Regions from separate parts of the Mus musculus genome. Here all the other regions are linked to region 1. The links are chromatin loops, found by intact Hi-C in ENCODE. Cell type or tissue: left cerebral cortex. All regions are shown on one strand. Region 1 overlaps Ifih1 (interferon induced with helicase C domain 1). Region 2 has its middle 12 kb from the start of Gcg. Region 3 overlaps Fap (fibroblast activation protein). Region 4 overlaps Fap (fibroblast activation protein). Region 5 overlaps Slc4a10 (solute carrier family 4, sodium bicarbonate cotransporter-like, member 10). Region 6 has its middle 67 kb from the start of Gm39837. Region 7 overlaps Dpp4 (dipeptidylpeptidase 4).

What was found. A loop is a pair of places that touch in the nucleus more often than their neighbours do. Peaks named below come from ENCODE experiments on the same cell type or tissue, not always from the same donor. Only the 100,000 strongest peaks of a DNase experiment are listed, where the experiment ranks them.
Region 2: a loop joins it to region 1, with 4 times the contacts of the local background. A loop is called at or near these places in 5 of 42 quality-filtered maps.
Region 3: a loop joins it to region 1, with 5 times the contacts of the local background. A loop is called at or near these places in 3 of 42 quality-filtered maps.
Region 4: it touches region 1 in a loop (4-fold over the local background); 6 of 42 quality-filtered maps call a loop at or near these places.
Region 5: a loop joins it to region 1, with 6 times the contacts of the local background. A loop is called at or near these places in 5 of 42 quality-filtered maps.
Region 6: it touches region 1 in a loop (4-fold over the local background); 19 of 42 quality-filtered maps call a loop at or near these places.
Region 7: a loop joins it to region 1, with 8 times the contacts of the local background. A loop is called at or near these places in 16 of 42 quality-filtered maps.

The regions. Positions count from the first base shown.
Region 1 is chr2:62,628,278-62,632,277 of GRCm38, reverse strand. All of the region lies in intron 3 of Ifih1 (interferon induced with helicase C domain 1), which reads left to right. Among named protein-coding and RNA genes, the nearest start is that of Gm39839, 10 kb to the right of the region's middle. In left cerebral cortex, a CTCF peak has its summit at 1,615 (motif pointing right); DNase peaks (open chromatin) are centred at 1,658 and 3,718; H3K4me3 peaks cover 142 bases; H3K27ac peaks cover 1,389 bases.
Region 2 is chr2:62,493,812-62,497,811 of GRCm38, reverse strand. No RefSeq gene overlaps it. Among named protein-coding and RNA genes, the nearest start is that of Gcg, 12 kb to the right of the region's middle. In left cerebral cortex, no CTCF peak of the experiment used is centred here; a DNase peak (open chromatin) is centred at 2,194; H3K27ac peaks cover 1,647 bases.
Region 3 is chr2:62,501,058-62,505,057 of GRCm38, reverse strand. It overlaps Fap (fibroblast activation protein), which reads left to right. Exons shown (of 26, transcript NM_007986.3): 22 at 453-552; 23 at 1,629-1,693; 24 at 2,186-2,258; 25 at 2,543-2,616; 26 at 3,770-4,000. The coding sequence ends at 3,874. Among named protein-coding and RNA genes, the nearest start is that of Gcg, 19 kb to the right of the region's middle. In left cerebral cortex, no CTCF peak of the experiment used is centred here; DNase peaks (open chromatin) are centred at 1,595 and 2,245; H3K27ac peaks cover 3,507 bases.
Region 4 is chr2:62,512,441-62,516,440 of GRCm38, reverse strand. The region is part of intron 20 of Fap (fibroblast activation protein); the gene reads left to right. Among named protein-coding and RNA genes, the nearest start is that of Gcg, 31 kb to the right of the region's middle. In left cerebral cortex, no CTCF peak of the experiment used is centred here; DNase peaks (open chromatin) are centred at 1,364, 1,684 and 2,767; H3K27ac peaks cover 2,782 bases.
Region 5 is chr2:62,300,350-62,304,349 of GRCm38, reverse strand. Slc4a10 (solute carrier family 4, sodium bicarbonate cotransporter-like, member 10) reads right to left here. Exons shown (of 26, transcript NM_033552.3): 21 at 373-546. Among named protein-coding and RNA genes, the nearest start is that of Dpp4, 110 kb to the left of the region's middle. In left cerebral cortex, no CTCF peak of the experiment used is centred here; a DNase peak (open chromatin) is centred at 2,423; H3K27ac peaks cover 1,802 bases.
Region 6 is chr2:61,970,780-61,974,779 of GRCm38, reverse strand. No RefSeq gene overlaps it. Among named protein-coding and RNA genes, the nearest start is that of Gm39837, 67 kb to the right of the region's middle. In left cerebral cortex, no CTCF peak of the experiment used is centred here; no DNase peak of the experiment used is centred here.
Region 7 is chr2:62,344,953-62,348,952 of GRCm38, reverse strand. It overlaps Dpp4 (dipeptidylpeptidase 4), which reads left to right. Exons shown (of 26, transcript NM_010074.3): 21 at 398-452; 22 at 1,036-1,135; 23 at 3,833-3,897. Among named protein-coding and RNA genes, the nearest start is that of Dpp4, 65 kb to the left of the region's middle. In left cerebral cortex, a CTCF peak has its summit at 2,026 (motif pointing left); a DNase peak (open chromatin) is centred at 1,016; H3K27ac peaks cover 1,168 bases.

The DNA of each region.
Region 1 (4,000 bases):
CGTCAGGCTCACAGGAACCCTCTGACCTTTCAGAGTCTTCCAGTGTCTGCATCTGTGAATAGGTTAGTCCCGTCCTGAGCTTTTCCAAGCCCATGATGGAGGGTTGCTTGTTTGTGACGACATGATGCCTTTCCACCAGAGGGTTGCTTTAGGTGCAGCTGCTGATAAATGCTGATGACTGGATTTATGGCCTCTCTCCTGCTGGGCAAGTGCTCTGCCACTCATCTCTGTATCCCACCCATGGAGTTACTTGGCTCACAATACTTATTGCTAAATTTAATAGAGGATTTTGCCTGTCTAGTCGTTCTTAGTGTTAACAGTGAAAATATTTGCGGAAGCATGCCATAGGTTCTGGTATCTATTTGAATGACATGCACAGCTTATTGATAAAGATATTGTGTGTTTATTTTGTGTTCTAGCAAGATGGGCTAATACCCCTAGTAGTTGTTAGAAGTAACAACAGCAGCAGCAACAACAACAAATATTGTTTCCTAAGCTGCATGCGTTTTGTAAACTTGGATTTTTAAAAAAAAAATATGCAGTAATAAAAGGAAAGAGAAGTTTGTAACTTATGTCAGGATATTTCTTATTATCTTGCTGAACCCGCTAGCATGTCTTTTAGTTTATGGTAGTTTGTTGCATTTAAGCCCCTTAGATGTAAGTAGCTTTTCCATGAAGATCCTTTCGGAGTCACTTTTACAGCCTTCTAACTCCTTCACACCTCGCCAGTCACCGCAGTGGCTCGCACGGGAGCCCATCTTTAATGACATTTATCCTTCCTTCTAAGGGTGACAGACTAGAATTCTCCTGTGGAAGGTTCTAGATGGCCATTTCACCCTCTCAGCACACGTGGGGTGTTGGCATCTCTTCTTCTCCGCTCATTCATCATTCAGAATTGACTGGGATTACACACACGTGAAGTAGGGTAGGAGACACATTGCGGGAAATGTGGGGGGCTTAGGGGAAGCAGGAGGAGGAAAATGGGGGTCTATTGATGATTTTATTGAAGACATGTATGAAATTCTCACAAATAAAGAAAAATGTTTAAGAGAGATGCTATCCCCCCTTAAAATGTAGTTATTAATTAAAATAAACCAAAGTTTTCTTTAAAGCATTGCCTTTCCCAAATTGACACAGTGACTTCTAAACAGCAACTGCGCATTTTAGAACTGTTAATGTGGCTGTCGGGATGTAGATGCCTCTTCTGCCTTCTGAAGTCACTGGAGATTTTAGAACAAGAAAATATCACAGAATTTTGATGTTTTCTTAGACCATATTCACATGGAAGACTCCAAAGGGACTTAACCCATTCTATGGGTTATTTTAATTCTGTACATTTCCAGAAAAGTTAGAGTCATTTCTAAATATCTGTTATTGCTTTGTCAAAACAAGTGAGTAGTTACCTTTTAACTTGGAGATTTTATTATTACATTTAGGAAATAAAGTGCCGTGGTAAAACAAAAGTGTAGTAAATGAGATTTCAAACAAGGGAAATGCTATTGAGTTTGGAAGAAACACTTTTATGTAACACTGCATAACAACAAACCCGGAAGCTTCTCTTCTGGATCCATTAGAGCACCTTGTTTGGACTCTAGAAATGCAAGTACCTCAGAATGATCAGCAGAGGGCGCTTTGACATTTATAAAGAGAAAGGATTTCTCCAAGAGTGAAAAATGATAATGTAACTAGCCATGTGTGAATACATAGGGCCCATGACCCAGCACGCATGTGTATATTTTGATTTATATATTCGTTCACGTGAAGATTTTAAAATTCTACCCCAGCTAATGAGCTCACCAACCTGCTTGTTTTCAGACTGTAATACCTTCTTTTTCATTCCCCCATATGTTCAACTCCTTAGGTTTATCCGGTGACATTATGCTTTGGAATATATTGTGGATATATTTTGCATAGATCATGTTCTGTAGGAGGGGTTTTAAAAATTGACCTTTATAAAACAGCCTCTTTCTCCCTGGTCCAATCTGTCACAGCACTTTTTGTTATTGTTGTTTTGTTTTGTTATTTTGTTTTTTGTTTTTTGTTTTTGTTTTTGTTGTTGTTTTCCTTTTCATAGACCAAAGACCAATCTTAGGCTTGGTCTATACTTATTTCTGTGAAAGTGTCACAAAATTTATCCTTGCACTTAAGGATCAGAATAACATTCCATATCACTATCCTGTAGAAAATCTAGTGATTTTTAGAAACCTAGAAATAAATGCCACAACATTTGAAGCTAAAGGAAGATCACTGTGGTAGCAATATATTACTGTTTCAGAATTGGCTCAAATTGAGTGAGTTATCTTTTATATTTCCTTAAATTTAGTTATTACCATTGACTTCTGAGAATTTGCAGTGCTACTGGGGCCATTTAAGGGTAGGGAGTAATTTGAAGAGAGAGGGAGGGGAAGGAAGGAATATGAATATGTTGTGATTAATGCTTATAAAGGATTTTATGTTTCTTTTCAAACTGAGCGTATTGTGTGACTCACAACTGCACAGCTGTCTTAAAAGGGCTACAGTCAGTCATCCAGAGTTCAACGATAATGCCATAGGTATTTTTATCCGTATGAAAACTGAGTGGTGTGATTCTACAGTGAAATTAATTTAGACTGGTTTATTTTATCACTACAAACAACATTTTTAGCAGAATCATAACAGATTTTAATTTGTTTATCAGATCTTACCTTCTCTATCCTGAGTTGCAAAGGACTGAAAGCCAGACTCCCAGCAAGAAGGAAGTGAGTTGGTCAGATCATACCAAACCATTGTGTTCATATCTTAAAATTATACGACCTTGGTAAGAAAACAGATATTACATGCTCCCAAGAAGAAACAGTAATTACGCCATGGAAAATCAATGGAAAGGAAAGAAAAGCCCCAAGTCTAGGGGTTAAAGGGTTCAGAGGCAGACTTGAGTGGGAAGGTAGGTTACCCCAAAGAAGTTTAGCTAGGAGGGAAGGACAGACATTTGTCTGAGCCAGGGAGGGCTGCCTTATGGTGGGATTATGAACAGGGGTGACTGATAACATTTCAGACTGAGTGGATGTCATTAGTAAGGGAAGTTATACAAAAGCTGTGGTGTGTCATAAATGTGATGTAACAGGGTTGCAGGGGACAGAAATGCAAGAATTGTTGTTGAGCATTACCTGTGCACCCTTAATGATATCTGCACTTGTACTTCCCTGCTGTCTGGTTCGGGTTGCTTAGAGTCTTCAGCCTTTCCAACAGGCATCTCTGAATTTAAAGCATTTCCAGTTCACATCTTCCAGTCCACGGTCCTGTTAATGTCAAGACTTCTAGTGTGGTCATCAAGGTCTACAGTTGTGACTGACCACACTTCAAAACATTGTGCCTTCATCATTAAGTTAAGGAACAAGCTCTTCTGGTGGGTATAGTAGCTTTTACACCCCTATATTTTAATCAGTTCTTTCTGTGTTTGGACCCCAGCGCAAAGGATAACTAACAGGCCGAGATGATACAAGTTAAGCCAACATCATCACAAATGATTCACATTTAATTCTAGCTGACATATTTCTGTGTGTGTGTGTGTGTGTGTGTGTGCACACACACACACACATCTATAAACAGGAGCAGAGAGAAGCTCCGTGGATGGCCATGTGGGCCTGTGGCTCTGAGAGAGATTTTCTTTTTCTCTTTGGGGAACTCATTTCCTAGAAGCTTGGATCCAGGATAGAATATGCAAGGTGGGTGGAGGTGGCTTCTCTCCATTCTGCAGGAACACATGTTCCCTGGCACACAGAGCGAACTATGACAGACCAAAATGTGAGCGTGTGTGTGTAGATCCATATACATAGAGCTGAAAATAAAAGTAATCTATTTCCTCTCAAAGAAAAGATTGTTATTTCTAAAGAAAAGGAAATATGTATTATTAGCAGAATGAAAGAAAGCACGCGTAAGGGGTCCGAGCAGCCTTGGGTCTGTTCCAACATGAGGACGTGCTTCAAGCTTTTGGGATAATCTTTGACAGGAGGATTACGAA
Region 2 (4,000 bases), 130 kb after region 1:
TCAGGGAGAAAATGATTTGGCTTGCAGAAAAAGCCCCTAATGACCACCTGCTCAAATCATTGGCATGCAAACCCAGCATGCTGGTCGCAAACACTTCTTTTGACACACAGGTAATGTCTTTGGCAAGCTGGAGACTTAAGATTTCATTTTGTTCGCTTCTAATTAATACTCAATTACTGAGTACTTCATTTAAGAACCTGCTATGACACCCTATGTTTTAACAAATATTTGCTGCTATAGCAATGCACCCTTTGCTCTGTGGTTATGGAAAGTCTGTGCTCTGTGAATGAGAGAGACACAGTCAGGCCGAGGTTTCAGCAATGGCCTGACTGACAGACCAGCTTCCTTCTTTGATAATTACTGTTCATTGACCTGCTAAGACAGAGTCATCTGTGCCAGTCATTAATTGCTTGGAACAGGAAGGTTTCTCACCAAACTAGAAAGTAAACTTTGAAAATGTATGTCTTAATGAAACACATAATAGAGCTTAAAGCTAATCAGTATGGTAAAAAATAAAGAAATAGAAAGAAAGAAAGAAAGAAAGAAAGAAAGAAAGAAAGAAAGAAAGAAAGAAAGGAAGGAAGGAAGGAAGGAAGGAAGGAAGGAAGGAAGGAAGGAAGGAAGGAAGGAAGAAAGAAAACCCACTCAAACAGGATTTAGGATAATATGGAACAATCCTTTCAAGTAGCCTTTGAATGTGTTGTAAATGTCTTATATCACACTTACAATTCGTTACTTTTCCAACATTAAGAAGTATTAAAATAAATTATATGAAACTATTAAAGAACTAATAAAATTTTTAAAAGAAATTTTGACTAAATACTGATTTTTTTCAAGACATACAGTCTTTTGTATCCACAGAAAACATTACTGTTCTCTTGTTTGCTTTAGAAAATTAAAGCAATGTTTTGTATTAAATCATTAATTTTCATACATCCCCTGTGTTTTCTTTTCCTTACAAGTAAAATAGACATAATCATACTTCCCATTCCATGGAGCTGATTGTAAGCTTAAAATATTTACTATTTGTAGAACTAATGGTGTGCAGCTCATAAGAAAAAAGTGTTTTGTAGATGTTTATTTAATACATAAAAACCACCTTTCATTGTTTTAAAAAATGAACTGTTAAGAAATTAATTGAGTCTGAAGTCGGGAATTTTTTTGTCACCTCAGTGAATTTAATATGTGTTAGAATCCTTACTCATTTGTCTAGAACTCTCCAACTACTTCTAGGAATGACTAGCATTAAGTCTATAAGTCTCCAAGGAGGCTCAACTGTCTTGGTACTTATCCTGAATGAGTGATTCGCTCTTCCACCTTAGCAGCTATCTGTCTGAAAAGCCTAATATTTGATTCCCCCTTCGAGGTCCAATGTTTGACAGTCAACTTTGAGGAACACAAACAGCCAGAGCAATATGCTGGTAAAGACTTTGTATGCACTTCTGCTGTGAGCTACGACACACTCTAGAGACCCAGTTCCATCTCCCTCAAGGGTTTATTCCCCAACCATATTTCTGCTTTAGAATCCAAGACACGGTTTATTCACTTGCTCCTTGGTTTTATCCTTATCTGGGTCTCAGATAAGGATGCTTATCTACTTACTTACCTTTGAGAGAATGTCTCGGTTCACAAAACATAACATTGCTTTTTGCCAGTCAGAGTCTTTCAGCCACATTCCATACTTTTGCTTTCTTGATTGCACTTAGAGATATCAGAAATTATCTTGTTTATGTGTGTGTTATTTTTCTCTTCCAATACCTGAAGCTCCATCTGTTACTTAATCTCTCTAACTCCAGTACCAAGGCTGTACCTAAAATGAAGGAGAAGCTCAATGAATACTTGCTGAGTGATTACCCACATTTGGTGGCTAAGGAGATCCATGAAATTAGATTTTGGTGTGTGTGTGAGAGAGATCTTCTGAGAGAACAGTTTAGGCTTCCTGGAACCTAGCATATAACAGAACTTTGCTGCTCCACCCCCCCCCCCCCAAAGAAGAGTAAAGGAGACAATTCCAGAGAAGGATGTGTCCCAGAGCAGAACAGGGTTAAGGAGGGGCGAGTCTTATTCAGAGATAGAAAAGACATCAGTCTGTTAAACAAAAATAATTTGGATTAGGAAAAGGAAACAGCCTACTGCATTGTCCCAACTTAGATACTGACTGCTGCTTCTTGATGAATCACCAAAGAGACACCACACAGTGAGCACACTTGGCACAAAGTGTTCAGACTGTAAGACGTCAGATTACTCTCTGAAGTGCTACCGAGGAACCTGACAGCTCTCGTTTAAAAATACTGCTCTTCTCCAGTTTCTCTTCAGGGTGTAGAAATCTTTACCTTGTATCTAATACTAGTTTTAAAGACATAGTTTATTTAATAAACATAGTTCAAGTACCAAAGTCTTATTTTATATTATAAAACACTTCTCCCGTGCCTGTCTTGGCCCTTTGATAGATCTCAAGTATAATTCCTAAAAATTTTATCTGTTCTCTCTTTTAAATTCTGATGATAATATGAAGTCATGAGAAGCAACTCGGTGGAATGTGCCTCGCCGAAGCTGTACATTGGGGATTATATTTCTGCCATTGATGATTCAACATGAGTTAACTGAACTTTCCAAGATCCCACTGAGGCAGATGAGGATAGTTTATCCTTCTGGAAATTGCCAGAGTCCAAATAACTGTGCTCTGGGTCTTTTGTTTTAGGTAGATCTCTTTTCCTAAGGCTCAGTTATTCCTTCCATCTCTATGCCATATGGTAGATTTATGGCCTTCAAATCGGATGGGATGTTGATGGGTCTCACCAATTCCCTATTTGGGGATGCACTGGGAAATGCTTCATCGGATACCAATCAAAGATCCCAAGAAATACTAATGTAGAAATAGTTCCCCCAATTTAGGCAGCATTGAGAGAAAACTATTTTTGATGGGCTGTGCTCACTGTCACCACCAACATCACCATCATCATCACCATCCATACCTTCCTTGGCGACACATATTTAAATGCAAGTTGAAATTTTATTAGATTAGACAATTTGGCATAAAGTTCCCTGTTAAAGTAATCTTTGATGTCATGTAGACAATCAGAATGGGTGAAGGTACCCAGTGACCAAGGATGGTCAGTTCCAGTGAGGATGCTCCAAAGTCAAGGTGGGAGGTTGGGGAGTGAGTAGAAGCATCTAAAGCATGAGAACTGCTGTCTCTAACAGCAGCCACACAAAAATAAGGGTCTGGTGTCCCCAGACCTTCCCACTTTCAAAGAGAGAAACCAAAAGAGTGAGTTTTACATGACACACAGGTTATCTGTTTCTACGTTAAGTAGTAGTGCGCTTTATTTCTTTTGCCTGTTAACTATAGCTGAAGCTCTGTGCCCATCAGTCTGATATGAAACTGCAGATCTGAGGTTAAAAATATATGTACTTGTGATAAAAAAGTAAATTATGTGTAATGGACTTATCACCTTCGGGACCATGAACTCCTGACTACTAGTGTCTAAACAATTACAGCGTTTGTAGTGAGCTCTTTATCAGCCATTATTAGAATTTAAGTATAGTTAATGGAGTGTCTGCTGAGTGGTTTCTCAATAAACATAGATAGGTTGATCTTAAATCGAAGCTTTACAGTGCTATGTAATGTAATGACTACTGAAGGGTCTATAGCTTGTTTCTAGCCACAGCGAAACTGTGTGTGTAAGCAGAGAAAGTTACCCCACATGTAAGTCTCACTCATGCCTAGATGCAAGATGATACCAACTTTCCAATCTTCCTGCCCTTTCTTCATTCCATAGTGTCCTTTCTGATTTCTTCTAGCTAATGTCACTTGTACATTGCACACTCCCATGGCTGCTCTCCTGTCCACTCCTACCCTGCAGCCATGGGAATGTAGGTGGGGGAAGGGTTGGGAGACACTTTCATGATATCAGTTAAGGATGGACCCCAAATTAGCATGGGGTATATCATATCAACCACACTCTGACTGAACAAAGGACAGGCTCCAGGCAGGAAG
Region 3 (4,000 bases), 130 kb after region 1:
GAAAGAAAGAAAGAAAGAAAGAAAGAAAGAAAGAAAGAAAGAAAGAAAGAAGAAAGAAGGAAGGAAGGAAAGAAAGAAAGAAAGAAAGAAAGAAAGAAAGAAAGAAAGAAAGAAAGAAAGAAAGAAAGAAAGAAAGAAAGAAAGAGAGAAAGAGAGAAAGAGAGAGAGAGAGTTTTGAAGTTTTACAGAAACGTTGTAATTACGTTTATCTCTTAAACATTGCCTACCCTGTTTTCAGGGACTTTGCTTTGTTCCAGCCATTAATTGTTATCTGATTTATCAGAGATAAATTTACTATTGTAGTTTGCTGCTGTTGTACCTGGTACACATTTAACCTCCTCCTCAGAGTGACCCAGCCACCCCCCCCCCATTCTTATTATGTGTAGACTTTAAAAACACAGAGATGCTTTTGAGCTTGTGTCTGGGGCTGACCAATAACAATGTCTCTACAGTCCTACGGAGGTTATGTTTCATCCCTGGCCCTTGCATCTGGAACTGGTCTTTTCAAATGTGGCATAGCAGTGGCTCCAGTCTCCAGCTGGGAATATTACGGTATGGAAACATTTCATAAACGCTGCCGTGAAAACATTTAACACATAATTACTCTATATCTGAGGTTGCTAGGAAAGCAAACTATGCAGTAAGGTCTACCTCAGCATCACTGGGGAAAATATAATCTATAAATGAGGTTGTTCATATAACTCATTACTATCATGCTTTAACTTCCAGTGGTTAAAAAGAGAAAGAACTCTTCACAGATCCTATATTTTTATTTTCTCCCACAAACTTTGATCTCTTGTGGAAAAAAAATCTTTAACATCAGAGCTAACTCTGTTTTTGAAGGCACATAACTCCAGCAATGATTACTTTTAAGCATATGTTTTGCAAAGTCAAGGGCCAAGGAATGAATTATATATATATATATGTGTGTGTGTGTGTGTGTGTGTGTGTGTGTGTGTGAGAGAGAGAGAGAGAGAGAGAGAGAGATTATATATAAATTGGGAGCTAACTATTCCCGTGAGTGCCTGTTTTCTTTATTAACCCCAATATAAAATGCTTATTTAAAAGTAATTCTAATAATTGTGCAAAAACAAATATAGCTTTTGCTATTTTCTCTTTTCCACACTGGAGTAAAAATGAGAGACATTCATGCCTTACAGAGAATCTTTATTCAGAAAGGTATATGACTGTGTGTTTGAATTTGTGTCTATGGTGTTGAGGCAAGTAAGTCTGGGAGACACATTTTCATCCCAGATGAAACAAGACACTAGTGAAGAGACCAGAGGAGGTGGATTTTGCAGTTTATTTTCAAATATAATGAGGCCCTTCCTATCTCCACATTCCTCCAAGGAGAGCAACTGAAAAGAGCTTAAAAGCAGCCTGTGAAAAAGAATCACTTAGCCACTCGTGTTTCCATAAAGTCTCTGCATTGTTTCTGGAACCTCACTGAGGTGAGCTGCAGAAATGACATATTCATTGAGATGTACCATGACACCAAGTAAAACAGGAGTGTACCTCAGAGTCTTCCCACGGGAGAACTGGGGCACACTTACTATTGTAGGAGTTATGTAAGATCGAGAAATGGCATGTATAAAATGGAAATAGCATGTTCCTGTGTATTTTTACAGCATCTATCTACTCAGAGAGATTCATGGGCCTCCCAACAAAGGACGACAATCTCGAACACTATAAAGTAAGCATTTCCCATTGTATCTAGGTCACTAATTTATTTCAAACGTGTTAAGTAATTTTAAAACAGTGATTCAGAGTTTGCAAATTCAGTTCTGGATCCCCAGGCAAAAATTATGATCTTTTGTTAACTGCAAAAGCATCACTAGAAAGAAATTTTACTCTTTGAGGATTCTATTCTCTCTCCAATCTAACCTCCCTTTTCTCATCTCTGCTCCCCACCCCCAACGCCTACACAGCTTGAGCGGGTATCATTTATGCCTAAGGTCTCACTCATATGTAACATATGACACATAAACTTTCAGTTTTTCAAACTAAGAATCAGATGGAAGTAATGCAAATGATGATGAAAATGTGTTGCTCTGACTCTTAAATATTTATCAACCAAAGCAATACATAATTTCAGTATTGGTGCGAAGTCCATTGCACAATGATTTAGCTAGTTTTCTATTAGAACTTTGCAGCAACTAAAATGTTAATTTTTCTTCTTTTCCAGAATTCAACTGTGATGGCAAGAGCAGAATATTTCAGAAATGTAGACTATCTTCTCATCCACGGAACAGCAGATGGTGAGGTTTAAGCAAGACTCTTACACATAAAAATACTGAGCCAGCATCACTTTGTTTAAGAAACATTAAGCATCCTCCTTTGCCTGTGCTCAGGGTCAGTACCTAAGAGTCAGGGACATTTCCATATTTGAGCGTGATCGCTCGTTGCTGACAATGTCAAATGCATGACTAGATAATTGTTGGTGTTCATTTCCAGGCAGTGCATTGTCACTCTAGGCTCTCTGGTATTTAGCAGCACTTTAACTCTCTCTTTCTCTCTCTCTCTTGCTCTCTCTTTGTTGCAGATAATGTGCACTTTCAGAACTCAGCACAGATTGCTAAAGCTTTGGTTAATGCACAAGTGGATTTCCAGGCGATGGTACATGATCCTGTTTCATCCTAGTTCATGGCCTTTGACTACCACCAAGCTAAAAGAGAGGGTTCTTGTGTGTGTGTGTGTGTGTGTGTGTGTGTGTGTGTGTGTGTGTGTGTGTGTGTGTGTGTATACCTGAAAGCATAACTAGAGAATAGAAAGAGCAGAGTATTAGTAAATGAATCTTGGACTTTTTCTGAAGCCCATCAAGGGCCAAAGGTAAGTCATACCACCACCTATGGGCTTTGTATAGAATATGATAATTTACAGGATTAAACAGCCCAGATATCTAATGGTTCTGCAGGACTAGGTGAATATGTGTAGGCACATGTTCAGAGTTCCTACAGAACCTAGGAGTCTCAGAGCAGCTAACAGGTTCTGTTAATTCAGGAAGAAACAATTGCAGACCGTTCCTGGAATCTCAGTGACCGCCTGAGTTCCTGCAGGTCCACTTAGAGTCAGAGAAAGGTTCCTCTGTGTATGCTCAGTGTCTGGCACCTGGGCTCCAGGTAGCAAAAAGAATGTGAAGTGAGATTAGAGGAGGCAGTTAGACCAACAGTGGGGGCAGCCATTGGTAGTCATGTTCTTCTCCCTTCAGCAAATATATTTTCTTCCCTCAATTGCTTGTATAGGAGAGGACTCCAGGAAGGGTGTATCTCATCTTTTAGAGGTTCAGATTTTTTAAATGCAGGTTACAAGAAGTGAGATGAGATCTGTTTTATGGCCTCTGTTTATTCTGACTTCCTGAAAGAAACTCAGCTAAGTAAATTTATAGCATTACATCACAACCCTTGCCGCACTTATGCAATGAAGACAATAATCTTACTGGAATCTCTCCAAATATAAAGTTTAAAATTATGTTATCCCCTCTCTTTTTTCCTCTACAACAATGTTTTAAAGTCCCATCAAATGTACTTATGATTATATGTGATTTACTACATGATTTTTTTTTTCTGAAACAGAGGAGAATTAGATTTACAGGCCAAACACCTCATGGAGTTTTTGAGCTCCCATTTTCCTAGGGAAAATTAAATGCAATGCTTTTACTTTTCAAATGAAAAACCCAAGTGGCCAAGAAGCAAAGCAACAGACTTAATGCACCAGTTCTATCTGGGCTCTAGGAATAAAACATGTTTTGTTTTTCCCCTTTTTATTGCAGTGGTACTCTGACCAGAACCATGGTATATCATCTGGGCGCTCCCAGAATCATTTATATACCCACATGACGCACTTCCTCAAGCAATGCTTTTCTTTATCAGACTGAACCAATGCAAGTACTAGCGTGTAGGACAGTCTGAAGGCTTCACATGGACGACTTGGACCATGAATATTGTAAAAGCCGCTAAAAATTTAGGAGGGCTCAGGAGGTTAGGCTCGGTATTGTTTACAT
Region 4 (4,000 bases), 120 kb after region 1:
TTGCTTTCTTGCTTTCTTGCTTTCTTGCTTTCTTGCTTTCTCAATCTATCTATTTATTGTATTTCTGACTCTAGTCAAAGTAGAAAAATTTAGATTCATATGTAACTAATTTTATTTTAGAAAGGCAGTCATGACTTATCCATTTGACATTTCTTCCCTTTAGTGAATAGTCATTTATGCACAGACAAAACTTGTTCAGTCAGAGCAGTCAATTTTAATAAGAGATAGTAAGTTAATGATTATCTTGTTAAAGAACATCAAAATTTATAATTCGCCTCTCACCTTTGGAAGCTGCATGATCTTCATTGATCCAGACTTGATATTTTTACTATTAATTTATTTGGAAGAATTTTGTCCAATGAAGAAACAGTTCAAGATTAACTCCACTGAAGCAACAGAGGATTTTGTACTCTGCTTTTGCTTGTTTGTTTTTGTTTTTGCAGTGTTAGAAGGCAAGTCCAGGAGCTAAATCCTTACCTACTGAGCTAAAGCCTCAGCTTAGTTTTCCCAGACTTTGATGTACCCTGTAAAGAGTATGAACACATTTGTTGGCCTTCCAGCTTTAATTTTTTGGGTAATTTGCTAGAGGCATAACTTGGATCTTGTCTGTTAATATTTGAACTAAAACCAAAAATTTGGCAAAGGCATGACGATAAAAAAAATTATGCATCGTGTCTTGAGTTTAAATGCTTTCTAAGGTTCCACAGAATTATAGGGTGGTTTGTTTTGGCTTTGGGTTAAAACAACCGAAATCACACAGCTCACTAACAGCAAACTCTGTCATGGTATTTAGACCATTGATTTACTATCACAGATATAGTACTCAACAAGAAATGAATCCTTAATTTGCTCTTATGGATGAAATAAAAGTATAGATCGGAAGCCCCTGTAAGGACCTTAATGAAAATTGTTATTTTTGGCATTCAGTGTATAAGACACAGAGTCTTGAATCCTGTCTATCAATTTTGTAATAATACTAACTTGTCTTTAGTACTTGATTGAAGATGTAATAGAGGCAGTAACTGGTGGCCATTTCTTTCCCTGAACCTTTTTTCCTAGAATGTTATCTGGAGAAAGAAAGCTCTCCTGATATAGGGCAAGGATACCACTACCATGTGCTCAGCTACTTAATGCATGCCAGGTTTTAATATGTGTCACCATATTACACTCTGTACAAAGCAGTGCAATCCTTGCTTCCAATGCATTTACAATCTGGTAAACATGGATAGGTGGTGCTCTAAGGGGAAGCATTACTGTTAGATGGGATTTTTAGTAAGTCCCTCATGAAGCATAGATCATAGAGCAGCTGCAAGACCCATTCAGGCAACACATGCAGCAGTGCAGAGAGCTCCTGGGCTGGCCCTAGCTTTGTTTGAAATCTGTTACATGAACATGTAAAAGAGACCTTAGGATCCAGTTCTTCACAAAAGGCTAAAAAGGAAAGACTGAGATGATCCCGAGAGTGATCCAACCCCCTATCTCCCAAGGAAGCCTTTTAGGAATCAGACAGTGAACACCTAACTTGAAGAAACGGGTTTGCAAGCCCTTGGCTGTCACTCTCGAATCAACCCAGAAACGGAACTGTTTTCCTTGAATCTCTTATAAAATTTTATATAGGCGAATTTTCTACATGTCAACAGAAAACCATGCATGTGCATTTGAAAACAACAGTAAGTACCAGCCAAGCCAAGCTAATAAAGGCAAACAAAGTAGAAAACAGAGGAAGAGCAGACCTCACCTCATAGCCTGCCCGTGCATGAGAATATCTGTAAGGAACAGATGGTAGCGAGTTCACAAGTGCTGGAGGAGAAGGAACACGGTTTCTTCAGGCTTCTTGGAAAATTCCACATTTAAGACAATCACAAAATTTCAGAGATTATAGGGTCAGCTCCATTTATTGGGAGTATATTCGGCATTGTATATAGTCCCATAGTCTTAATTTTATGTGATTTAAGGGTTAATGATGAAAAATTGAAAGAGAAAAAATATATTATCACACTTACAGATAGTGTCAAAAGAAAATTTCTCAAATAGCATAATCAGTCACTAGGTTTCAAGATGACCTTAGCCCAGAGTCATTTTTTTAAAGTGGGGAAAATATGTAAAGTTTAATTTAATCTCTAATATTACAAAAACACCTTATTCGTGTGTTACTTTGACTGTGTTGATTAATACATATTATCAATAGTTTCTGATATCTCGCCTTCCAGGAAGCTTTTCAGGTTTTGAGGATGAAATTTATGGAGCCTTGTTGATCTCAAAAGCTTGTATTATCTAGCTAACCTTTAGCCTAGTTCTGCCACATTAAGTGTTAATGTTTCATTTCCATGTTAACCACCAAACTATCATTTCCTGTAAATGTCATCCTTTCAGAATAAACCTAGCCAGGGAGCGGATAAGAATTTCCTGTTCCTATGTATCACCTGTTATTTGCTTTGTGCCCCAGATGCAAGGCAATATGATTGTTAGCCTCTGCAAGATCATAAAATCATGACCGATTTTATGGCTCAAAACTGTCTTCCAACACCAGTAGTGACACTATCTTTTAACAAGAAAGCGAACCTTCTCAACTCCCATTTTGATTTTGAAACGTGTGGGGGAATGGCTGAAGGGCCGGCCACGCGTCTCCTGCACATCTGCTCGCTTTTCCTTGATCAGCTTCCACACAGGTAGCAATTTTCCATTCGCTACTCCATTTCTTCCCTGTACACTCAGTGTCCTTCAGAATTCGTGTCGGGTAAGCTGTGACTAACGGGGCCTCTTCCCATCTGTTTGTCCCGGGCATTTGCCCAACTCCTCAGTGCGTCAGAAACGTGCATGCTGAGTCGATGCAATGAGCGAAATGGTTGCTATAAAATCCCTTTAAGTAATTCTAGAGAGCTGGCAAAAAGGGTTCAGAGGTAGAGCACTAGCATAGGAAACCTAAGGACCTGGGTTCGATTCCCAGAACAACAAAAGAAAAGGAGAAAGTCCATTATTCCATTAACAACAACAACAACAACAACAACAACAACAACAACAACAACAACAACAGACATGCGTGTTCTACTTCCGGAGAACGAACGAGAAAGGCATAAAGAGAAAGCAGAGGCCACACCAATGTGTTTTGGAGACTGTGCCTCACGGGGTCCCTCCCTTCCATCTGTCTGCTGTGGCGCTCTCCAGGGCCCACTCACTCCGGTCACCCCTTCTTTCTTCCCTTGCTTCTGATCTCTATAAAGTTTACTTGAGGCTCTCAACCCATTCTCCCAATAAGTCTCATTTTCTCTAGAATACAAGAGAATCAAGGTAAAAATGAACAGCAAACATTGCTTTGGAGGCTTCCCGGGACTTTTAAACGTTTTTTTTTGTTTGTTTGTTTGTTTTGTTTTGTTTTTGTTTTTTTTGTAGTCTGTTATTCCTAAGGGAAAAAATTATTTTGAAAACGTTTTGGAAATGTGATGGAGCCGAGCAAATCATTTAACATTTTTAAAGGATACGTATAGATATATTTGGTTGTCCATACCATAGTAAATTGGAGGGCTCTGAACGGCAAGAATAGATTTGTTTTTCACTGAATACAGGATTTAATATCAAATGATGGTTATCAACAATTATGCAAATAAAGTGATACAACTTTAATAAAAACTGAATCAGCAGTGAAGCAAATATCCTTTCCAAGACCCAAGGATTTGGAAATTTGGTACTAGTAGCAATGTCATTGTATTCTAACGAGGCAATCTGGGGACAGGCTTTGATAACCCACAAGATTCAAACATTGGACCTGAGGGCCCTGGGATCAATAAGGATGAAGAGTGGAGTCTAAGATGATTCTTTTATCCTCTGTAGAAGACATAACAATATTATTTTAGTTATTTGTAAATGCAGCCTTATTATGCACGTGTTTAAACAAAGAGATGGAGCGTTTCTATTAAATCTTTGGATTAAATATGCTTGTGTAATGAAGTAAATGTCATGTGTACACAATTAAAATTCTAAAAATTTGTTTCTTCCACTTCAG
Region 5 (4,000 bases), 330 kb after region 1:
GAATTATGTATAGTCATTCAAATCACTATACTTTTTAATATTTTTGAAATTTGTTTAAAACTTTCAATTAAATTTCATTTTAAAAATTCCCCTGAGTTTTAGTATATATCAAGCTAATTTTTTAAATTTACACTTTCCATCCTACTTTCAATTAGCTACTGCATTATGGATGGCCAAAATACAACAACAACAGCAACAAACAACCTTAGATGATACCAGAGATAAGAAAATACTTATTTTAGTGCCCAAGTTTATACTAGCTTTTCTAGTAACTGGTCAAAGTGAATCTAGGCCTCTCTACTTTTGCAGTTTTAGTTCATGTGCGTCCCCAAAATTAGCGACAGAGAAAAACAGTTGAGGAATATTTCATACCATCATAGGAAAGACAATAGCAGCTCTCGAAACTTTGATTATCCACAGAAGGCCGAGACAACTCATCTGAATGACTGTGAAGAGATGGACTTTCCGGAGGGGCACGTGCCTTAGATAGATGAAATCTGGTTGATGTTTGGCTGGCATCCAGAAGAGCTTTATTCTATCAAATAACTAAAAGATTAAACAGACGGTAGATTGCATCTGAGAACAAGACAACAGTAACTGTAGGCCAATTAGATACTTAGTATTTTCCAAAATATTAGGCTCAAATGACATAGTTGTGGAAATTGCAAGATAGTTTGAATTACTACTTATTGAATATTATGTTATTCTTTCCTTAATATTACAACAGCGTGTCATTTGAAAGGGAAAGACAATGCTACATTTTGCTACCTTGAGAACCAACACCCTGACAGGCAAAACAAAATCACTGTCTTTCTGCTTATACCATCATAATCTTTCTCTTTTTCCCCAAATATTAACCTTCTGGCCTCCCATGTTTGGTGTACTTCCTGTCCTAGAGAGGGCTTTAGCTTTCATGTGCTAAATACTCCCAGACTTGCTCTCTGCCTTGACCTCCTCCAAACTCCACACAAACCCTGCAGCCTGGTACTGTGACTGAAATTCCTCACTGAGTCCTGCTGTTTTGACTTTGCCACTTTGATTCCCAACAAAAGATTTGACGCTGTTTTTAGAAACATACATATCATTATCATAAACATTTGGCCTACCTTTATTTTTGTTACCAATGTGCTTTATTATATTTTGTTGAAGTTATTTTACTTGGGGGCTGGGGAGATAGTTTACTAAGCAAAGTTCTTAGTTCAAGTCTGAGGGTCTGATTTTAGAATTCCAGCACCCATATAAAAGATGGTCACAGTCTGTCTGGCAAATCTGTGAGCTCTGGGTTCACTAAGAGATCTTGTCTCAGAAAACAAGTCAGCAAGTGACTGGGGAGGATGCCCAAATGCTGATGTATGGTCTCCTCATGCACACACACACACATATGCATGCGAACCTGTGCATACATAGGCATATGCACCTGTACCCATACCTGCACAAATGCATACATATAACACATATCAATGCAGCTACATACATGAACACAAACTTTCTTATTTGGACCAATTTAATATATAGATGGATCCAATGTGAACAATGTATTATCTCTATTTCAATTTTGTCATAGTGGTAGATAAAATAACTATACTTATTTTATAAACTGCATTTCCATAAATTTTTACTCCAATTTATTTTATTGGATAACTAATTTTACTATGCAATAGTTTTATTTTGTGTGAATCACTTGTTTAGTCTTTAGGCAAATTTTGTTGTTTATAATACTTTCAATAAGAAGTGATTATTTAGAAAACAATGGTTTTGATCACTGTCAGTCACTATTCTGTATCTTAAAGTTCCTTATGATAAAATAATATATGCTCTTTAAAAGAAGGTTGGTAAATAAAATATTCCTTAGCCACCATAAGAAAAATGTCAGTTACTATCATCAAATATTTCAGAATTTACTATGCAGATAAACAAGTGTCCTATGTCAGGGTTAGAGCATCCTGATTTGTAAAAACCCAGTTTTATATGGGATAAGTATCATAGGACATGAAACAACACAAATCTATCTGCTCACTTGTGCTCTGTCTTGTGTGTGGTAAACCACTCTTTAGTTATCTAAATTATAATCCTATGTGCATTACTTCATCTATTAATATTCATTCATAACTTCCCAAAGTTATTTGCTGAAACACATGACAGCACTAACTTCAATCCTCATTCTTAGCTTACGTGTGTGTGTGTGTGTGTGTGTGTGTGTGTGGTGTGTGTGCTGGCCTTTTCTACTTTATAACTATCTCTAAATTTTAGGAACCATTAAATAGATACAACTTGTGCACAGGGGAAGTAAGAATAGAAAGAAATAAAATCCTTTAGCTTACAACTGAATGTTCCTATAGAATCCCCCAGCTAGCCTTCTGGGTAGGGAGTTGCGTGTTGCATAAGTGTGCTGCAGCGAGTGGGTGCTTCAATTGTTATTGTTTAAGTGGCACATTTGCTTCACTTTGGATCCCTGAAATGTTGGAATGAATATAGATGTGGTTATATATTTGAATACAGAAACAGCATTCATGAGAACATTGTGATCTGTTTTTTCTGCCATATTTCACAGTGAGAAGCCTACATAGTAAGTTTCTATATAGTGTCAAAAAGCCAGGTGCCATGAAGATTCCTCCAATTTGCTTGATAACAAAGTAGCATGCTCCTTGAAATATCTATCATAGATGACTAATGTGCTTGCTTTGTTTATCATTACTACAGGAATAACAATTGTGATAAATATATTCTAAGATTTGTATTTGGCTTTCATCGTGTCCAAATAGCAGCATGCAATATCTTCCCATTCTGTTAGCTTCAGTTCCCAATAGGAATTTCAACTGTTCACTTAAATTTACCAGTTCTGTTTCCCAGTGTGAGACTTGTCAAAGTGTGCCTTGGCTTTCTAGTTCGTTATTGGGATTTAATACTCATTAAACTTGACTGGAGGACTTAGATGCTCTCACAAGTCCATTTGAAAGGATCACATTCCAAATAATTCTAAAACTTGACATTTTTGTTTAATTCCAAACTATGTGGGTAAAAATATCATTTGAGTAGAATTAGAAGAAAGTCTGCCTGATTCTACCCACAATTACTTCATTTTGTTTTTAAAATTCCTGCTGTTATATTTATGTGAGCCTGAGGCCTAATAATAAATGCTTTCTACTTACAGATGAAATCACTACTCATTGAAACTTTTGCCAAAGGCAAAAAAACAAAACAAAAAAATCCCCAGAAAAACAAATAAATGAAAACCTTTACTAAACTAATTCTCTTGGAAGACATTTTATACATGATACTTTATGAGCACATTAAATCCTATTTGAGTAAAATTTCAAAACACAACAGTTGTCTATTTTCCCCTCCCCTCTTAGAGGCATAGAGTCCCTACACTTTGTATACTTCAGTGTCTCCAACAGCCTCGTGTTGACATTTTGCCTCAGGTCTAACAGCCAACGCTATCCTTAGGTCAGGACGCTGCTCCTCTCCAAGTCAAAAGGCAGGTGGTCAGTTTCCTCTGACAGAGACATGGTGTTTCTTATTTCTCTGCCAGGATCGAACTCCTCTCTGTTCTGATCAGCATTTAGAGTAGCCATGCCATAGTAAATGCTATACTTCCTATTATTTTTAGTTTAAAAAGATCTGTACAATAATTAAGCCTCAACATAGCCTGTTCGGATGAGAATGAAGTGTTTTGGCTGAAGGTTATTGTTATAAACCAAGCTAATTCAAAGGTACATTTACGTAGAAATCTGTATTCATTTCTGAAGGTTGTAGAACAAATTACCACAGCATGTTGGTTTAATGCAATAAAAAATGTATTGTCCAGTTGCAGAGGCCAGATGTCCAAAATCAAGATTTTGGCAGGACTATCATCCCTCTGGTCAAGGAGAGAACATTTTTTCTTTTTTTATTTCTTCCAGCTCTTGACAGCTTCCTATATTCTTACACTGTGGCAGTGAAAAATCTAATCTCTACCTCCATGCTAACAGGCCCCTGTCACCTATGTCTGTGTCCTGTC
Region 6 (4,000 bases), 660 kb after region 1:
GCCAAATTGGAAGGTATGGCCTTGTTGGAAGAAGTGTGTCATTGGAGTTGGGCTTTGAAGTACCAAAGTCCTAAGCCAGGCCCAGTGCCTGCCTCTCTCCCTCTCTTTGCCTGTGGATCATGATGTAGCTCTGGGCTACTGCTTCAGTGGCATTCATGTTCCATTATGCTCCCCTGTCATGAGGATTGTATTAAACCTTTTTTATTGGTTATTTTATTTATTTACATTTCAAATGTTATCCCCCTTCCTGGTTTCCCCTCCACAAACCCTCTATCCCACCCCCATGCCCCTGCTCCTATGAGAGTGCCCACCCACTCACCCACTCCCACCACACCACCCTAGCATTCCCCTACAATGGAGCATTGTGCTTCCACAGGACCAAAGGTCTCCCCTCCCATTGATGCCAGATAAGGCAATTCTCTGCTATACATGCAGCTAGAGCCATGGGTGCCTCCATGTGTACTCTTTGGTTAGTGATTTAGTCCTTGGGAGCTCCGGGGGGGGGGGGGTCTGGTTAGTTGATATTGTTGTTCTTCCTATGGATTTGCAAGCCTCTTCAGTTCTTCAGCCGTTCCTCTAACTCCTCCATAGGAATTCCCCATGCTTAATTCAGTGGTTGAGCATCCACATGGTCAGACTCTGGCAGAGCCTCTTAGAGGATGGCTATACCAAGCTCCTGTCAGCAAGCACTTCTTGGCATCAGCAATAGTGTCTGGGTTTGGTGTCTGCAGATGGGATGGATCTCTAGGTGGGACAGTCTCTAAGTGGCCTTTCCTTCAGTCTCTACTCTACTCTTTATCCCTGCATTTCCCATTGACAAAAACATTAACATGGGTTAATATTTTTTAGATGGGTGGGAGGCCCCATAGACCACTGAAACTGTAAACAAGCTCCCAATTAAATGATTTCTTTTATAAGATTTGCCTGGGACATGGTGTCTTCACAATAAGAGAACACTGATTAAGACAATAGTGGACTAAAGAAACAGTTGAAAGCTCACATCTTGATGCACAACCACAAGTCTGAAAGAGAGCATTGGGAATCACATGAGACTTTTGAAATCTCAAAGTCCACCTACATTAACACAATTTCTCCCACAAGAATATACCATGCAATCATGCCAAGATAGTTTCACCAACTGGGGACTAACTACAGGAACACGTGAACCTATGGGGTCCATTCTCATTCAAATCATCACATTCTACTCCCTTGCCCTCAAGACTCATGTCTACATCATAGTGTAAAATGCACTTAGTCCTACTCAAAGTCTCTATAATCTTTCAGACTCAACCAAATTTAAAAGTTCCAAATCTGTTCTAAAATAGAAGAGAATATACATTTACAAAAATATAATAAAACTAAAAATTGCATATAGCTCTGATTTTTTAATGGAAGTATATGGGCTTTGAATTAGTTTACTACTATTTTCTGACTTATAACCTGCCATTACTGACTTATTTGCATCAGTATAAAATGCACAAACTTCATAAATTGGTGTTCCTTTTACATATGGGGAAAATACAATTAATTCTTTTAATGAACTGAAGCCACTTGTTTTGGGGATATTTGTTATTAATTTTTCCCAAACAATTGCTATAATATCTTGGTCATTTTTCATTAATTACCCATAATAAGATAATTTCATCATTAGTATAAGATAATACATTGGGTCTGTTCATGATAATTGACCAAGTCTTTGTCTTCCTTTTATAATTAGATCAGAAACCTCTTTTTTTTAAAGATTTATTTATTATATGTAAGTACACTGTAGCTGTCTTCAGATACACCAGAAGAGAGAGTCAGATCTCATTACAGATGGTTGTGAGCCACCATGTGGTTGCTGGGATTTGAATTCAGGACCTTTGGAAGAGCAGTCAGATGCTCTTACCTGGTGAGCCATCTCACCAGCCCCCCAGAAACCTTTTAAACATAAGTCTTTAGGTTTTTACTCTATATATGTTTTAAGAAATATCCACTCTAAAATATTATCTTCTTTCTGCATAGTCCAGTAGGATAATGAGTAGAAGGAAAGATAACTAGAACAGTCAAGTTTGAGATCTAGGCAGTGCACATGTGTGCCCCTCAATCTTTTGCTCTACCTGAGTCAACTTGTTCTCCACTTCAGATGTTAACTGTCTAGGATTCTTAAGTTCAAATCACCTTGGAAAGTTTGAAACAAATTACTTACTTCTTGAGTAGTTGATCTAATAGTAGGACTTAACCAGGCTGGCCTTGAACTCAGAAATCTGCTTGCCTCTGTCTCCTGGGATTACAGGAGTATCTGTATTCTAGCTAGATCACACTGACCCAGAAGATTTTTGGATGTGGTCCCTTGCCAGAACAGCAATATTACTGGATTCAAATTCCTCTACATTAGGGTTCCATACAACCCCTCAAATGGCCCTTAGTTTTAGCTGTCCTTCCCTGTATTCCCTCCCCTATCCCTATTTTGCATGATGTGCCCATTTGATTCTTCCATTCCAGCCCTGTCCATCCATAATTATCTATTCTATTCCCCCTTCCTAAAATGTTCCATTTGCTCCCCAAGTAACTTTGCTATTCCTAACCTCTGTAGTTATATAGAACACAGCTTGCTTATCAAAGACTTAACAGACAACATCCACATATAAGTGAATACATCTCATATTTGTCTTTCTGTGTCTGAGTTATCAGACTCTGAATGATTTTTTTCTAGTTCTAGCCATTTACCTGTGAATTTCACGATTTCATTTTTTTTCAAAAGATTGGGTAATATTCCATTGTATAAATGTATCACATTATCTTTATCCATTCATTCATTGACCGACATCTAGGCTGTCACCAATTTCTGTTATTATAAAAATAACAGAGAACATGGTTGAGCAAGTGTCTCCGTAGAAGGATAAAGCATTCTTTGGTTATCTGGCCAAGAGTGGATCTCGAAATAGATTGATTCCCATCCTTTTAAGAAATCACCACACTGGTTTCCATAGTGGCTATACAAGATTACACTCTCACCAACAATAAGAAATGGCTCCCTTACTTCAGCATGAAATGTCAATTATTTTATTTATCTTGGCCACTCTGACTGGCATAAGATGGAATTTAAGGGAATTTTGATTTGCATTTCATTAATGGCTAATGATGTTTGACATTTATTTATGTGTTTCCAAGGCATTTAACTTTCTTCTTTTCAGAATACTCTGTTTAGATTTGTACTCTATTTTTACTTGGGTGATTGTTTTCTTGATGTCCAGTTATTTAAATGACATATATTTTAGATATTAGCCATCAATAAGATGTATAGTTGGTAAAAAAAAAATCTCTTCCCATTCTGTCAGCTGCTGCTTTGCTCAAATGATGGTGTCTATCACCATATGGAAGCTAAGTTTCAGATCTCATTTATTCATTGTTGATAGCTCTTAGTGCCTGTTCTAACAGCGTTCTGTTCAAAAGTCTTCTCCTAGATGCTCTTAGTCTTATTGCTACTCGACATGCCAAGACTGGTTGATATCCATGGGAGTCCTCCACTTTTCTAAAGAGAAATAGAGTAGATGAGGGGTAGGGGGAGAATTAGGAGGAGAGGAAGGAGGGGAAACTGGTTGGGATATAAACTAATTTTTTAAGAGTATTTTTCTGTGCCAGTGAGTTCAGGCTATTCTCCACTTTCTCTTCTATCAGATTTAGTATATCTGGAATAATGCTGGTCTTTGATCCATTTCAAATTGAGTTTTGTGCAGAGTAATAAGTATGGATCTGTTTGGATTTTTCTATATGCAGCCACCCACTCTAACAGCATAATTAGCTGAAGATACTGTCTTTTTTTCCAGTGTACATTTCTGGCTTCTCTATCAAAATCAGGTGTCCATAGATGTATGGACTTATGTCTGGTCTTCATTGATAAATTCCACTTATCAACATGTTTGCTTTTATGCCAATATCATGTTATTTTTATTAATATAGCTCCATATTACAACTTGAGGTTGGAATGGTGAGACAGGATAATAAATATAACATTAAG
Region 7 (4,000 bases), 280 kb after region 1:
GGGGTAACTACTTTCAAACTGAAAAAACATCTGGAGAGATTTAAATTCAATTATGTAAAGAAAAGTGCATCTGGGCTGCAAATTTTTATATAAAGCTGTGAAAAAAACTGCCAGGATTTGTTTTCTGTGAATCACGCACACACACACACACACACACACACACACACACACACACACACACACAGAATTTTTATGGACTCAACCCTTCTTCATGTAGTTTTGATGTTAGCATGGTACACACAACTCTCAGGTGTTTTTGACCACTGGTCCGGTTGCTCTTAATTTGTAATAGAATGAAGGAGACCAAAAGGGGACAGGCTTTTCACACTTGTGTGGTTAGCTTACTTTTCAATGCACAGTGGAAAACTGATTTGCAAACTTCTTTCTTGTGTTTTAGGCAATTTGTAAAAATGGGATTTGTGGATAGCAAGCGAGTTGCAATTTGGGGCTGGGTAAGTAGCTTTCTTGACTCATGGATTTGTATGCAGTCCTTAGTGAATGTAAGAGTGGAGGGTAATTTATCTTTTGCATGTAAATCTTTGGAGATAAAAATCTTGTCTGTCAAGTCTTGGGCCTTTGAGCAGCAGGCTTCCTAAATGTGTACTGAGCTAGGCATGCAGCTCTGTTTATTGTGATGCGATAGACAGGAAAGAGCAAGAGTGGATAGGTAGGAAGGGAGGTGGATGGAGAAGTCAACAAGAAAAAGAAGACAAGAAAAAAGATATCTTATTAATCAGCTAAGGTTTTGTGCTTATTGTTTTTATTTATTATTTTCTTCAATTTTTGTATGGTCACTAGGGGGTCCACTAATGTCCCATGCTTGTCTTCCCTGATATCTATGAAAAGGAACCAGGCCTCTGAAAGTGTAAACTTTAGATACTGGCCAATTAAAGCCAATTTAAGCCTCATATACCATACTTTCTATCTCTAAAGAGGCACAGTATATAAAGATGTGAGAAATGTGGAAACCGCGACTCGCTTACCATATGTCCTTATTCCTTTACCTCCACAAAAATAACTGTTTCCATTCCCCAGTCATATGGAGGGTATGTAACCTCAATGGTCCTGGGATCGGGAAGTGGCGTGTTCAAGTGCGGAATAGCTGTGGCACCTGTGTCACGGTGGGAGTACTATGGTACGTAACTGCTGTTGTATGCAATGAACTATTAAGTGTCGACCTTAGTGTTCTAGTGAGAAAGCCATTCCTATTTTAGTTGTCTGTGTTTCTATGGAAAATAATAGGCTGGTTTCTTTCTGTGACTGTTTACAAAGCTGTATAAGATGTTCTCGTTTGTTCTGCTGTTACACAAGCCAGGGTGCTATGGTGTGTTACCTACACATTTAATTTCTCAACAACAAATCCTATTTCTAAAATTTTAAAACAGTGTCAGTGTTACATTTCTCAAATAAATGTTTTCTTATCATTATTAGTGTTTGATTTGGGACTTCACATGTTAATAGAGGAGAGGAAGTATCTATCTCTTTCCCTCTGAGTGAAGGTCAAATATTAGTGGGGCGTCAGAGGAAGAGAAGACAGGAACATATGAATTTCCAGGGGGATTTTGCTTTCCCACTGTCTTTTAGTATTAGATAGAATATCATCTTCATCGTGAGATAGACCATTTGGCATCATTTTTCTGAGACGACAATGCCCAGGGCAAGACTAGGTAGAGGTGATCATCGAGGCGTAGGAAGGGGATGCAGTTTTTTCTCACACCTTCTCTGACCTCACTTAGGTTCTTTATTGTAGTAATGTAAGAATGGAATTTGTGATAAACAATATGCTTGCTAGTATTTATGCCCTAATATATGGCAGCACCAATCCTGTGAAAACTCATCTTTGAAACTTTATCCAAGTCAAGAGAAGCCAATGTTCAAAACCACCATCTTTGGGTTGAAAACTTGGCAGGCACAGATACAATTTAATTTGCACACAATGGAGTTGTTTTTCGTGTGATGCCTTTGTTTCTAATTAATTGTTTTGTTGGATGGTTTGTTTCTGGAGACCTCTGGTGGTCAATCAAATAATAAAATAGCCTTTGTGAGGTTGCAGACATGTAGGAAAAGTTCATTAAATGTACATGGCCTAATACACAGTAAAAAAGAGAGCTTTGAAGATATGTGCAATTTTAAAGATTTTTATTCAAAATTAAAAACAATGAATATGTAAATGATGTTTCAAGACATTGCTCTAAAATTTCACAACTACCGTATGCAGCTATGCACATTTTTTAAAAATATATTTTTAAAAATTTCAGATCTTAATATACATGTAAACATGGTTAATATAGATTTTAAAAGTGCCATGTCCTGAGACAAACACTGAGGGCTGTGGAATAGATGTTGAAAACATTTTTATATTGCTCTCAAAGACTGTTTTCCCCCTATTAAACATATAAGCAATATTGTTAATATTTGATTTTTTAAATTAAACCATACATGAAAAGCTTATTATCTTTTACTTTTAAACGTCATTTAAGGTACTATATTTTTATAGGAGTGTCCTGTAGATACATAAAATTATACATAGTCCATATTGACTTTAAGTAAAATAGTAGATATTACTGCTGCTCACTTAGGAGAGCAAACACTCTTCAGCCGTGTTTTTAATCAACGCCTCGGCCACTGCAAAGCATGGTGGTGTTGTCTTTAAGCAAGAAAAGATTTTAAAGAATTCATAGAATTAATGTCGATGACGCTTGTCCAATCCGAAGACAGTCAAGTACAGAGGCAACTCGTGATTTTTATATGCATTTACTGCAATCTGGCCATCGAAGGACGCAGCTTTTAAAACATCATAGAAAGCAAAAGAAACCAGATTCAGAAAGACAAATGTCATGAACTTTCCTTCATATGTAAAACCTAGAATTGACATTAAAATATAAAGGGCTGCAAGTATGACATGAGAGTAGAAGGGGATTGTCTGGGAAAGCCAAGGAGACAAGCAGGTAATATGACGGTATGGGGGGGGGGGGCTGACAGTGGGCATAGCAGCTTGTACTTGAATGAGATGTCTTTATTAAACTCATGCTTTGTACAAGGAACAAACACTAATAAGTTACAGAACAACAACAACAAAACTCCACCAGTGATATTTTAGGGTAATATATAATATAGGATTTTAATTTCTTTTTAAATTGAGTAAAGTTATGTTTAATTACCCAAAATAACTAAACCAATTGTGCAACCTGTTATTCCACCATATTTATATATAAGAGAGCTTATGTCAGTTCAGCAGACAGATATTAATGTAATCTGTTCGCAGCGCTCAAGTGTTACAGCACAAAACTTGAGACCTCCCCATAAAGTGAGGGAAAGCAAATGTTTAACTTGAATTACGATGAAGCAGCTGTGTCAATATGGACTGTTAAGTCTTTCTTTTCATCATAGTGGGTCTCAACCTGCCCCAAATCTAAGGTTTAAATAAATCACTCGTAACTGATCATTGCTAGGTATAATTCCCAAAAGGAGATAGATTATCGTAGCATGAGGGAAGTTTTTGCCTCTGTACCACAAGACAACAGAAGCACAAGATGACTCTGATCAACTTTCTGCAGGTCAATTGCTGGTTGTGTTTTAGGCTGTCTACTTTGTCCGTCCAGTGCCCTGATCCTGAGAGCTGAGTGCAGATGGGTCAATGCTGCAGAGGAGGAGCCTTCAGTCTGAGAGTGTGGTCTGGCCATCTGCATCTCCAGCTGCATTAACAGGCATTGTTAGCTGGAGGAGATGCCTTCATGAGTTAAGGCACAGTAAGATGGGTAAAGTGATGTGATAGATGTAAGAGATGCTGTTAGGGGAGGAGCTGAACCTCTTCTCTCTTTTCCTATCCCAGACTCAGTGTACACAGAGCGTTACATGGGTCTCCCAATTCCAGAAGACAACCTTGACCATTACAGGGTAAGAGCTGTGTCAACCTCATACTTATATATAAGTGGCCCGGGAACTTCTTAATTGTATCTATTTCAGAAAAAAAAATATTTCCAACAAAATTCTTGTTAAA